Regions from separate parts of the Homo sapiens genome. Here region 1 is linked to region 2. The links are chromatin contacts, found by Hi-C in ENCODE. All regions are on one chromosome and are shown on one strand. The core of a region is the stretch at or near the end of the contact, and the rest is flanking DNA. Distances in the headings are between cores, read along the strand shown.

Region 1 (6,773 bases), core at 948-3,447, 630 kb after region 2:
AGCAAATACGTTTTTGTTGTTACTGCTGGGTAAAATGTATGTCTTCCAGAAATTAGACACTGTAATAAAAATGTACCAGCCCAAATTTAAATTGCTCACTAGACAGATGGTTAATTATATTCACAGCCACATATTTCACTGGGATAGAGTTTCAGACACTCAGCCAGTTTTATTTGATTAGCCGGTTTCCCAGTTAATATGTAAAATGACAGTTACTTAGGACTTTTTTGTTCCCTTCTAAAAATATTTTTTCAATAAGTGTAAATTCTCCTCAGCCATAAGAACGTCACTGCTGTAAATAAAACGTTTGGTCATATGTTACCTCATGTGTAAAAGATGTAAGGGAGATTCACCCCTCCAAAACACAAATGGTCGTAAGGAGTTCAGAGAAGACCATTACAGCACCTTTTCTCACCAAGCAAAATATTCCAGGAACTCCTCCACCAAAAACAACCAAGGATATATTCAAATCCCGGGATTAAAGTGCTTTAGACATTTTTAAAAACAGCCCTGCCAGCCCTACAACACAAATCATGTCTTTTCAGATAACAGTCTAGAAAATGCAACATTAGAAAAAGGCCACATATCTAAATGTAGTGCTGTGCACAGCATTCAACAATATGCTGGGAGCCAAGATCCAGAAGCAAAATATGAGACCCACTTATTCCAAAATGCAACCAGAAGCTTGATAAAAATCAAGAGTGCTGTTGTCGAAATGGGGATGCCAATTTTTTTTTAACTTCGAAAAAGACAGAAAACCTTGCGCGGGTGATTCGGTCCCTCACGAATCAGACAGACAGAAGCAGTCATGCTGAAATCGCTGAATTCCTCAGCGGAACGGCGCCAACTCAGCAGCGCGGTTTCCACACTTTCCCGGAGCGGGACTCCGCTCCCCGCGCCGGCTCACGGCCTTCCCGCCCTACAGGGTGTACAAGACGCGAGCCGACGTGTGCTGCGGGGCGCGGCAGAGAGAAGCGCCAGAAGCCACACAGAAAAGCGTCAATTCGACCGCCACCGAGAGCGCGAAGGGGCCACAAGCCAATTTCCGCAAAGGAGATGAGCTGGGCGAGGCTCGGTCTGGCCTCCAACTTAAACCTGTCCGCAGCCTCGGCCGAGTGGCGCGTGTCCTGGGGGCGCTCTGTGGTCGCCACGGCCGCCCGGCTTCGCACCTTTGCGGCTTTGGTCCGAGCGCCCGGCCTCGGCCGCCGCGTGGGTTTTCCCGCTCTCGCCGAAGCGTGCCATGCCCATGCCCCATTCCCTGGCCAGGCTCTACCCTGCACCAGTCCGAAAGGAGGCGGCACTCTGCCGAGCTGCGTGCGTGTAAGCGCGGCGGCTCCGGTCCGCTCGCTTCCCCTCCCCCCGCAACCCCCTTCCTACGGCGCAAGCACAGAGGCCTTTCCTAGATTGCAGTGCCTGTCAGGGCGAGCCGGGATCTCTCGCCCTAGCGGCCTCGCTCCCTCATACACAGACACACACATTCGCATACAGACGTCCTCCGTTCCGTTTTCCCTTCCTTCTCGTCTAGCTCGACTTACCCCAGTTCATTCCACCCCCTGCGGCCGCCACCCCGAGCCAGCCGGGGAGCCGGCGAGAAGGCCAGGAAGCTGTATGGCAGCGCTCCTACTCACCTCACAGGCCGACTCCCGAGGCGCACGTCGCTGGCGGGCTCAGGCAGCAGGCGCTGTAGCTAGCGCGGTCGCAGTCAAGGCTGGGCTGTCGCCGTCGCCGCAGCTGTTCGAGCTGCCTTAGCCGCCACCGCCGCTGCTACTGCTGCCGCCGCCGCCGCCGCCTCTGCCTCAGCTCCATACGCTGGGCCCGCCAGGTGGACGCGCCTCTCTCCTCGCTCGCTCCCTCAGGCTCCGCCGCCGCCGCGCTAGATGGAGTCAGAGCTGTCGGGCTCTGGCCCTGAAACTCAGAGCCTCCGCGGCTGCCCGGCTGCTCCAAGGGTCCGTGCTTCGCTTACACTGTCGCTCGCCCCGGCTGGAGCTACCTAGCGAGCGGGCTGCGCGCTCGGCGCCTGGAGCCCGCTCTGTGCGGTGGCTGCGGCCGTCCGCGAGAGGGAGAGAGGAGGGCGGCTGCTACTGTCGCTATAGCTGTTAAAGCTATTGCTAAATGCTGCTACTGCCGCTAATGCTACTGCTGTGGCGGCGGTGGTGGCGGCGGCGGCTGCTGCTGCTGCTGCTGATGCTACTGGTTTTCCTTCCCAGGTTCTTCCCCTGCCTCGTCCCCCCTCCTCCCCCTTCCTCCTCCTCCTCCTACTCCTCCTCCTCCTTCTCTTCCTCCTCCCTCTTCTCCTCCCTCTGCCGCTTTTCTCAGAGCCTCTGCAGGCACTGCCTGGTCCCCTCTTCTCCCGGAGCTGTCTCTGCCCATTCAGAAAGGTGCCCAGAGTGGGGCCGCCTCTGCTGCCACCATCGCTGTTGCCCCTGCCATTGTTTCCTCCAACACGGCTGTTCTTGCTGGACGCCTTCCCCCCTCTACCCTTCTTCCCCACCACAGCTCTCCCTTTCCCTCCCGCTCTCCTTACCCTCTCTATGGTCCCTTCCTTATGTGCCCCCCCAACTCTGTCCGTCTGTCCTTCCCTCCCCTCGGGCGCCCGGGAGCGCGCACTGCGCGGCCACCTGTCATAAAGGGCGCGCACCCCCCTTCCCCATTCCCACCCCGCCCCCCACTCGCGTTCCTGCTGCCCTTCCAGTCCACTACGCCAGTGGTGCGTTCTTCCCCTGGCAGACACGCAACCGGACACCACTCTCCCATGCCTTTTAGGGCAGTTGTGTGTGCGGAGAGGGGCACTCTGAAGTTTGGGGAAGAATATTTGAATGGTTTCATCCACCAAGCATCTAACCATTCAACCTTTACCTACTCTTAACTTAAGGGCCTGGGCCCCCAGGAAGGTGGGTCCTTTTTGAAGGGTTGGATGAAGGCAGACAATTGGGGAGTGACGTTTGGGGAATAAAGGAAAGAAGGGAAGCTGAATATGGCCAGGAAGGAAAACAGATCTGCCTGATGGCTGTCATTGAAAAATCTCTTAGGTGGTCATTTTCCTTCAGACGTCCTGGGAACTCAACAGGAAACAGCAAAACGATTGGAGAGCAACTCAGGAGGGACCATTTAGTACTTCTGGAGTCCTGGGTGCAAGGTTGAGGCCTGAGCCTCGGGAGATTTGTCACCACTAGGAGCCAAGGCAAGAGATGAAAAGGTTGGTACTAGAACAGAAGGGGTAAAAGTAGCTACTTTGTGTGCACTTGCTCCAACATCATTGCCAAAGCACAGCTTCTCCAGTCAGGCAGGGCCTCATTTCAGATTTCTTTGCTGCCACAGCTACAGCGTCATTTTGCTACGAGGGCTCAGGCTTTGAGATCTGATGTGTGCAACTTCTCACCATCACCTGTCACACAATCCCTCCCCAGAAACAGTGCAGAGGCGGGGGTATATTTTCTTTTCCCTGGCAAAGTACAGGAGATAAATGTTCCAGATATCCCATTGACAATAAGGTCTGGGTCACTTTACCAAGTTTGAGGCGCTCTACCATGGGTCTTTCATTCCTGGACAATAAACTGTCTGTATGGCTTTTACAACTCCCCATCTCTGTGCCTTTGTTTCTGTCATCCCACTTGCTTGAAACACTCTTGTTATTTCTCCCTCTCATTTTATATCTATGAAACTCATCCATAAATAATAGCTCATCCTGAAATAATTATACTTATTGGGTCCTTACTATGTGCCAGACACTGTGCTAAGCAATTTACATGAATTATTTAATCTTCACAACAAACACAATTTTACTATCTCCATTTTACAAATGAGAAAATCGAGTCACAAGGAAGTTAGGTATATGTGTCCTGAGGATAGGGATGATATGTTATTTATCTTGCATTTGTGAGACACTGTGCAAATATATTTGCATCTTTCAGGCACTGGAATAAATAAGAAGACAAAATTTGGCCTCTGTTCTCAAAAGCAAAAACAAACAAACAAAAAAGGTTAAACATGTAAAATGCCACCCATCTATTGGCTGGATCTCAATATCCAGAATGAATTGCTCTTTTTCCGTTGTCGGAAAGCACATTGTTTTCACCTGTATTAACTACATATGCTATTCTTCCTTTATAAAGTTAGTTGCTTATTTGTTACCAGTTATAATTTTTGTCAATGCCCTCCAGCCAAAAACTACCAGAAACACAACTGTAGTTGAACAATTTGGGTTTACTACTTGTTAGAGTGAGGGAGAACACACACCATGGGTGTTATGGGCTGATTTGCATTTCCCCAAAAATTCATATGTTGAAGCTCTGACTATTCCCAGTACCCCAGAATGTGACTGCTTGGAGATAGGGCCTTTGCAGAGGATACTAAGTTAAAATAAGGCCTTGAGAATGGGCCCTAATCTAATATGACTGAGGTCCTTATAAGAGGAGAAAATTAGGACACAGACAACACAAAAAGGCCATCTGCAAGCCAAGGAGATGGTGATCTCAGGAGAAACCAGACCTACTGACACCTTCATCTTGGACTTTTAACCTCCAGAACTGTGAGAAAATAAATCTCAGTTGTTTTAATCACTCAGTCTGTAATATTTTGTTATGGCAGCCAGAGCGAACTAATAAAACAGGAAATCATGGGGTGTCTCAGATAAAAGGTGGTAGAAAGGACTTATAGGATTTGGATTTTGGTTGGGTAATTGGGGGAGGGTTTAAGAAAGTGGGAATTAATTCTACATTGAATGCTCTCAGAAAGCAAGGGCAATTCTGTGACTGGGCATCTTAATAAATCTTATCTATTGGGAGGTAGACTAAAGTGGAGATAAGGCTTTTGTGGGTTTTTTGTCTGTGCTTAGACAAAATTATGAAGAGGCCTTGTTTTGTTTCATTTTGTCATGTTCTCAGTGTAACATTGTCTGATGTCAGTATTTTGTGAGAGTGTTTATGTCCATCAGGAGACCAGCCATGGCCTACCTGTGAGTGCCAGGTCATCTTCCAGGTGGCTTTTCTTCTTCTTTAAGACAGGTTTAAGTGTGACTACTTAACAATGTCCATTAGTTGTGTGGCTTTGGGCAAGTTACTTTACTTGTCTGTGCTTCAGTTTCCTCATTTATATTAATAATTGAGAAAAAAAATTGTGTTAACCATGGAGTTGTTATGGGAACTAAATGAAGGAATAAATATAATGTCCTCAGAACACTGCTTGGCACATAGGCAGCCTTCACTGAATGTGAGTTATTATCCATGTCTGTTTTCTCCAACAGACCATATAGCTTAAATTGCATATTATTATAGTTATATATTGGTACTTTCTCCTTTGCTAGGCCATGAGCTCCTTGAGGGCAGGGACAACGTGTACTGGCATGGTGATAATAGCTAACTTTTACTGAATGTTTTCAATGGGCCAGGCACAGATATTAACTGTAGTTACTCCATGAAAACTTTTGAGGGCCCATCCCTACCTTTAGACTAGCCTGGGCATTCTCTCTGTGCTCCCATAGCATTTGGGTTTACTGTAATCATTACACTTAGTATATGATACTGACACTGTCTGCTTATGTGTCTTCTTCCCTTTCTAGACTGTTCATTTATGAAGAGTAGAGCAGATACCTTCAACTTTGATGTCCATGTCTGAGCACAGTGCCCAGAACAACAGAGGCACTCAATATAAAAACACTGATTGGATTTTCAGTACGTTCTTTGCTTCTTCTAGAGCGGAACTCAAATCAGGCCTATCTTAGCCTCCATCATCCCTTTCCCTGGGGTTTTATTGTCTAAAAACATAACAGAGAATCTCAAATAGAGTGGTCCTCCCTGTAAGGCAGATCTAAAGAAGAGAATCACTGTGAGACTTCAATTCAAGAAGGTGCCATTTGGGAATAATTGGTCTCTGCTATTTAACAGTCAATGGTAGCATATCCATTAGACCAAAGGGGGGTAATGAAGTATGAGACCTGAACCTAGAATCTTGGGTGTTAACCTTAATTCAGCCATAAACAAACTGTGTGATGTTTAGAAAATTACCAAACCTCTCTGAACCATAGTTTTTCCATAGGGGGCATGGAGAACATAATCTCTCCACTGGCTAATAGATTAGATAACAAAGATTAAAGAGAGTTTACTGGAGTTTCTCTTTGGGAAAAACATTTCATTCCTCCATTACTTCCATGTTACATGCCTGCAAGATTCTCAGCCTCTGTAACTGGTATCATAAAATGGCTACATTCTTTCAGATGCCAGCCAAAAGCCAAGGGAGTTGTGGTTTTTGGCTTGCCATATCACCTCCCTATCGGCCCCACAACTCAGCCTGCTCCCAAAGAAGGGAGCTACAGTGTCTGTATATTTCTGGGGCATAACAGATGTTGACATTCTGGAGATAGATCCAGAAAGTTTCTTTCTATCATGCTGAGGCCAGACACAGGATGTCTTTCAGCCCAAACGTATGTTTTTAGCCCAGAAGGATAAAAGAAGGTGAATGACAGAAATAACATTATTATGGTATCATATGCATATACAAAAACTAGCATATTACTTATGAAAGAAACTACCATATTACTTTTCATATAATGTACCACTATTGTGCCCAGATACTATATAGTAATTATACTAATGGCCTCTGGCTGGGAGTTTATGGTGGCTTTCCCTGGTGAATTTCAAAGAATGGCCCAAAGGAACTGAAAGGAGGTTACAGAACTGAGAGGTCAACGAATCAAAATCAAAACAAGCATCGGCTGTTCCTCTTGTTTGAGGGGCAGCACCCAGGGCTCCATTTAAATACAGTGGAACTGACAAGCT
Region 2 (6,210 bases), core at 3,200-5,699:
GGCTCACCCCTGTAATCCCAGCATTTTGGGAAGCCGGGGTGGGAAAATCACTTGAGCCCAGGAGTTCAAGACAAGCCTGAGCAACATGGCAAAACTCCATCTCTACAAAAAAATTTAAAAATTAGCTGGACATGGTGGCACACACCTGTACTCCCGCTACTCAGGAGGCTGAGGTAGGAGGATCTCTGGAGCCCTGGAAGTTGAGGCTTCAGTGAGCCATGATCACGCCACTGTACTCCAGCCTAGGCGACAGGGGGAGAGCCTGTCTCAGAAAAAAACAAAAACAAAAAAACCCCACAGAGATATCATTCATTCATTTACATATGGAGTCAGCAAAAAAAAAAAAAGCAAAAACATTTTTTATAAGTACCTAAATGACTGGGTACAAAAACTGACATTAATTTTTTGAAAAGTAAATATGCCAATTCTTTATAATGTTCAAATCTTTTGACAAATAACTAATTCTAGAAGTCTCTTCGATAAACAACCCAAAATAAATAATAAAAACCAAATGAAAAGATATTCATTACATAATTTAAAATACTGAAAATCTGTAAAATACTTCCATACAACAGAACATCATGAAACAATGACAATTACAAAGAATGTTTAACATGGACATGCGCATGTTATAATGTTAAAAACAAAACACAATATAAAATAGTACACATATATTATCAACTGCAAAGAAAAATGCAGAGAATGAAGTGAATAAATGTATTAACAATAGTTATCTCTGGGTGGTAAAATCATGGATGTTTTTTCTCCCATGCTTGATAGTTACCCTCAGGCAAAGTTACAATATTTACCAAATTTCTAGACTGAGGGAGCTATTCAAATTTAAACAATAGAATAAAAATCACAAAATAGAAGATAAATTTGTCAAATAATTTCAAATCTCTACTAGCCAAAAATTTAAAGACAAAAATTAAGAGGCAAACAATAACATGGAGTAGGTATTTATAACATTACAAAAGTCTGAATACTAATCTTTATTTACAGAACACAAACAGATAATAATAAACAGTAAACTAAAACTTCAACGCATAAATCAACATAAGATATGAACTATCATTACATGAAAGAAAACTGCTGAGATATATATGGAGGAAGAAAATCCAAACTAATAGGCAAACGAAAAATTAATACTGGTTTTTATCCATTAAAAATTAAAAAACAACAACATTCAGCGCTTGTATGAGTAAAAATTGATACAACCTTTTTAGGAAGAAATTTGGCAATAGATACTGAGAGTTTAAAATGTTCATACCCTTTGATGTACTAACTCCACTTCCACGAATGTATCCTAAGCAAATAATAAAAATAAAACAAATGTATTTTCAGTCTTTTATTACAAGAAAAAAGACAATAACCTTTCCATCACTATTGTATATTTAGATCAACACGAAATACTAATAATGGGTTAAAAAAAAAACTACTGCAGTAAATGACTGGTTAGATGTCTCAAAGCATTAGATCAGACAGAAAATCAGGCAAAACAAGAAGGGTGTGTCCAGCCTGCCGCAGTCGGCCATTTTAGACCCTCTGCAGAACAAAAAGCACAGAAAACAAGGGTAGTTAAGGATAGCCACCCCACTAGGCACCAAATCAACAATTCTTTATCTTTTGTCTCCTAGGTATGTAACCCTGTAGTCTGCACAGTCAGAAACAGAAAACAGGTCTTCTTTCTCAAATGGTTTTGGTTAGTTACAAACAAATTTTGAAATCATAAAAGAAGGTTCCTTTAAATTCGCCCCCTCTTTTTAGGGAATAAAGCATAATGCTTAAAAGCACATGCTTCTGGAGCCATCCCACCTGGATAAAAACCCAGTCTCAGCCATTCAACTGGCTGTAAAGCCTTGAACAAATTAGTCTCGTGTCCCTCAAATTTCTCATTTGTATAAACTTAATAACAGTACTGTGTTTCGTAAGATTGTCGAGAGTACCAAATGAGTTACGGCCTATGTAAAAGCACGCAGACCAGAACCTCGAACGTAGTAAGTGCTATTGACGTTTAATCATTATTACAGATAGAGAAATAGGCCCAGCAGCCGGGCGTGGTGGCTCACGCTTGTAATCCCAGCACTTTGGGAGGCCAAGGCGGGCGGATCACATGAGGCCGGGAGTTCGAGACCAGCCTGGCCAACATGGCAAAACCCCGTCTCTACTAAAAACACAAAAATTAGCCGGGCGTGCGCGCACCTGTAACCCCAGCTACTACTTGGGAGGCTGAGATATCAGAATCGCTTGAACCCGGGAGGCGGAGGTTGTAGTGAATTGAGATCGCGCCACCGCACTCCAGCCTGGGCGACGGAGCAAGACTCTGTCTAAAAGTAAATAAATAAATGAGCGAGAGAGAGAAATAGGCCCAGAGAAGGAAAAGGACCACCATGAAATAATAGCTAGGATTACTGGGAAAAGATGTTTTTTTCAGTTTTTAATCCTGTGCTCCTTCTAACTATGTCTGTATCTAAGTGCTAACTTACTAGTTTTAGCGATTAACAGCAAGTCTTCAGAGAGTCATGACAGTACATCTGCCTTTAAAATAGAAACTCTAATCTTCTCCCTTGACAAAACCGTGCTGAAAGTTCTACAGAAGAAAAAATAAAGGAAAGGGTGAAAGCCCAGGTTACCTTCATACCACCACTGCCATTAACTACTTTTCAATCTTTCTCCACGACAGTATGAGTCCCAGGCAGCCATAGGTCCAAATTCCAGGTTTACGGCAAAGAGTAACAAGCATTTGGAAACACATCCAAATCCTCACGCCTATGTTCTCAGGGAAGAAAATCAAGAGCTTTCGGCCAACATTAACATTGGATTCTCACACTACAACCACAGTGTTTTGCTACTCTGATGGGGTGACTGTATTCAGAGCCAAGTACAGCGACCCAAGATCGGAAAGCCAGAGAGCCCTCCGAATGCGTACTGCCCAAATGTGGCCTGTCTCCAAGTGCTCCCTTTTTACGCATTTCCTACGCACCGCCAGCTGCCGCAACCTTTTGCAGAGTCATCATCGCCTCCTCATTTTTGTACCCACTTACCGATAGGCCACTGAGAGGCTAAGATTCTGGGTTAATTTCTAGTGGATCTGGCCACAGCATAGGAGAACTCCAACTCAGGTTGATCCCTTCACTCAGCTAAAAAGGTAGTTCTCTGCAAGGCCTGCTAGCCCAAGATGGCCAAGCAAAGACAGCTTACCTCCCCCCTCGCCATTTTGCAACCTTAATTACCCGAATGCTGAGCGCCTCCCCTCCCCGGCACTCCGTCTGAAATACGCATGCGCGCCGCTTCCTCCTTACCGTTCTCCCCAACCATCCAGATGTTGTCTCAAATATGCATGAGCGCCACCTCTACCTCCCAAACGCTGGTACCAACTCCTAGCAACTTTGCGTTGTTAAATATGCCTGCGAGTCCTTCACTTCCCGACCTTCCAACCCTCCAACCCCGACGCCATTCAAGCCTTGCGCATGCGTGCCTCCCTCTCCCCACCCCCGCCCCACTGGAGCCCGTCCCCTTAACTCAGGTCTTCTCAAATACTGTAAGCTTGAGCGCCGCCCCTCGGCGCCGCGCCTCCTCATCCAGCCTCTCAAATACCCTGCGCACCGCGATAGTCCTCTCTCTTCTTGCTCCCATTTGTATACAGTATGCATGCCTGATGCTATCTGGACGTGTTTCTCGCCACAATTCTGCCCCAGTGCCCAAGGAGAGCCATTACCAGCCTTCCCTAATGCGAGTAGATGCGATAAACTAGGGAAGTTGAATCGGGGAAAGAAGGCGTTGCAGGTGATCAGAGTGAATCCCAGATCTAGATGGAATCGGTCCCAACTCCAAGGGAGGGGGCTAGAGTACCCCAGGATTCACATAAGACCGGTCAACCTGAACAAAGGCAAGGAAAACTTTCACAAACCATCGGATGAACATAATCCTAAGGCCTCGCCCTTTAAATACATCTGCTACAAATGACGAACCACAAATGTTTTAAACAGGGAACATTATGGAAAACACCGATGCTCAGGTGCCTTGACTCTAGTTAGAGGAAAGGAACCCGCATTCCTTTCACAATGGGAAGCAAATGCTCAACATCCTTTTGGAAAACTGGGGCCTGTAACGTATTCCATTTTTTCCTCCCGTGAACTGGAAAAATGCACAAATTAAGGATCTTCCTGGCCCAAGTTCCCTCCGCCGCCCTCCATGTTCTGTTCTTCCCCTACATCGTTCCTTTACCTCCTGGTTGAATTCAGTGTCGTAGCAGGAATTCTTAGAGCTGGCCGTCCCAAGATGGGGTGGAGAGAGCGGCATGAAAGAGAGAGAGAGAGAGAGACACGCCTGAATGGCAGCAGCAGGCCTTAGCGGCAATGGACAGCAGGCACAGGACCAGCTTTGCCTCGAGCCGCAACGCTGATGCCAGAAAAGGACAACCTCTCCAGAATCGCCGCAGTGTGCTTCCAGCGCATGCGCTGCTAACGCCCCTTAACCCCCCCTCCGCGCCCCGCCTCCCCCACGCGCCGCTCTCCAGCCTCTAGGAGTCTAACCCTTAGCGGTCCACCGACCTCCTTCACTTCTTTCCCAGGACGCTATCCCACTCTGCTTCTTCCACCTTTCCCCTCCCCTCGGTCACACTGGCCTCCACCATCATCCCTCCCTCAGCCCATACTTCTTTCGTCAATCCCTCTCCCATTATTCTTAGCCCACCATCTACCTTTATTTCCTCTGCTATCGTTAGTGGTCTACCCTTCAATTCTTCACTTTCCCTGCCAGTCTGCAGCCCTCTTGGGCCTCTTACTCCTCTCCTCCTATGCCTGATGTTGAAATTTGTAAAAATTACCGCAAAAATTTTTTTTTAAATAATTGTAGCCCGGGCGCGGTGGCTCACACCTGTAATCCCAGCACTTTGGGAGGCCGAGGTGGACGGAACCCTTGAGTTCAGGAGTTCGAGACCAGCTCGGGTGACATGGCGAAACCCCGTCTCTACAAATAAATACAAAAATTAGCCGGGCGTGGTGGTGCGCACCTGTACTCCCAGCTATTCAGAAGGCTGAGGTGGAAGAATCACTCGAGCCCAGGAAGTCGAGGCTACAGTGAGCTATGATTGTGCCAGCTATGATGTTGCCAGCCTGGGCAACAGAGTGAGACCCCATCTCAAAAAAAGAAAAAAAATATTTCCACACATCCTCTCCAAAGCAGCTCTCAGGGTGAGCTCAACCAGCCTGTCTTGGGCAAAGAGAACACCTTTTTGATGATGACCCACAGGGAAGATCCAGAGACAGGGAACCAGAACAAAAACTGCAAAAGTGTTCAATCAATTTGGGGGTAAGAGGCAGTAGACCACCAACATGGAAAGCTCTTTTCTTTCTATTCACAACCCTGGTATTGTCTGGACATTAAAAATGAGATTCAATGTCCTTCACTGCTTACTACAAGGCCTGTTCTTGTCTTCTGTAAGAACTCAAATATTAATTTTGAGGGAAATGGCATTATTTACTTAAGAGGCTCTGAAATAGATCCCTCTTTGGGTGTGAACTAGAAAGAATACAAAATAATATTTTGTTTCTCTTTATTATGTTTTACTTTGGTGTCTGGTTCTTATTGCTTTCTAAAAGAGCCAGTTTGGAAATACCAAAAACTGAGACCCGCAAATTCATAAATCCTAAAACTCATAAACTTATACATCACCATCCTCTCAAATTAACTTAAGAATGTTATATCAACATTATTCAGAGAAAAATGGGTTTGCATTTGTTATATAATACGCCCAAAAAATTATACAACAATGTGCATATGAAGAAGAAAAAAGAGAAATAGGCATGCATTAAATAAAAAAGAAATGCCGAAATCTCAGTGGTACAAAGAACCTCTTCTAAATTAAAATAATCATTTATTATTACACAAAAGTTAAAATATAAGAAATTTTACCCCAAATTCTACAACACTATTTTAACAAATGCTCTTATCTCTGTTATTTTTCTGTTTTAATGGTTTTATTAATATATAATTTACATATCATACAGTTAACCAACTTAAAGTGTACAATGCAATGGATTTTAGTATATTCACAGAATTATGCAGCCACCACTACAATCAATTTTAGAATATTTTCATCACCCCAAAAAGAAACTTCATACCCATTAGTATTGTCTTAGTCCATTATGTACCACTGTAACAAAATACTGCAGACTCGGCAATTTATAAAGAACAGAAATTTATTTC

Evidence for each region. Hi-C counts contacts between places; a loop is a spot of excess contacts on that map. Pooled maps may share reads with other maps.
Region 1: a loop to region 2 is called in a map with no recorded cell type, with 27 times the contacts of the local background. The contact joins the promoter of NEXMIF here to the promoter of FTX in region 2. A Hi-C loop is called at or near these places in 1 of 168 maps with a recorded cell type or tissue (posterior cingulate gyrus), 7 of 37 single-sample maps with no recorded cell type and 9 of 50 pooled maps.

Annotation. Positions count from the first base shown.
Region 1 is chrX:74,923,255-74,930,027 of GRCh38, forward strand. It overlaps NEXMIF (neurite extension and migration factor), which reads right to left and starts at 2,198. Exons shown (of 4, transcript NM_001008537.3): 1 at 1,629-2,198. RefSeq lists a silencer at 1,077-1,236.
Region 2 is chrX:74,289,125-74,295,334 of GRCh38, forward strand. It overlaps FTX (FTX transcript, XIST regulator), which reads right to left and starts at 4,450. Exons shown (of 7, transcript NR_028379.1): 1 at 4,228-4,450. It overlaps LOC124905199 (a long non-coding RNA gene), which reads right to left and starts at 3,472. Exons shown (of 2, transcript XR_007068266.1): 1 at 2,634-3,472; 2 at 1-1,306. RefSeq lists enhancers at 1,331-2,122, 2,914-3,704.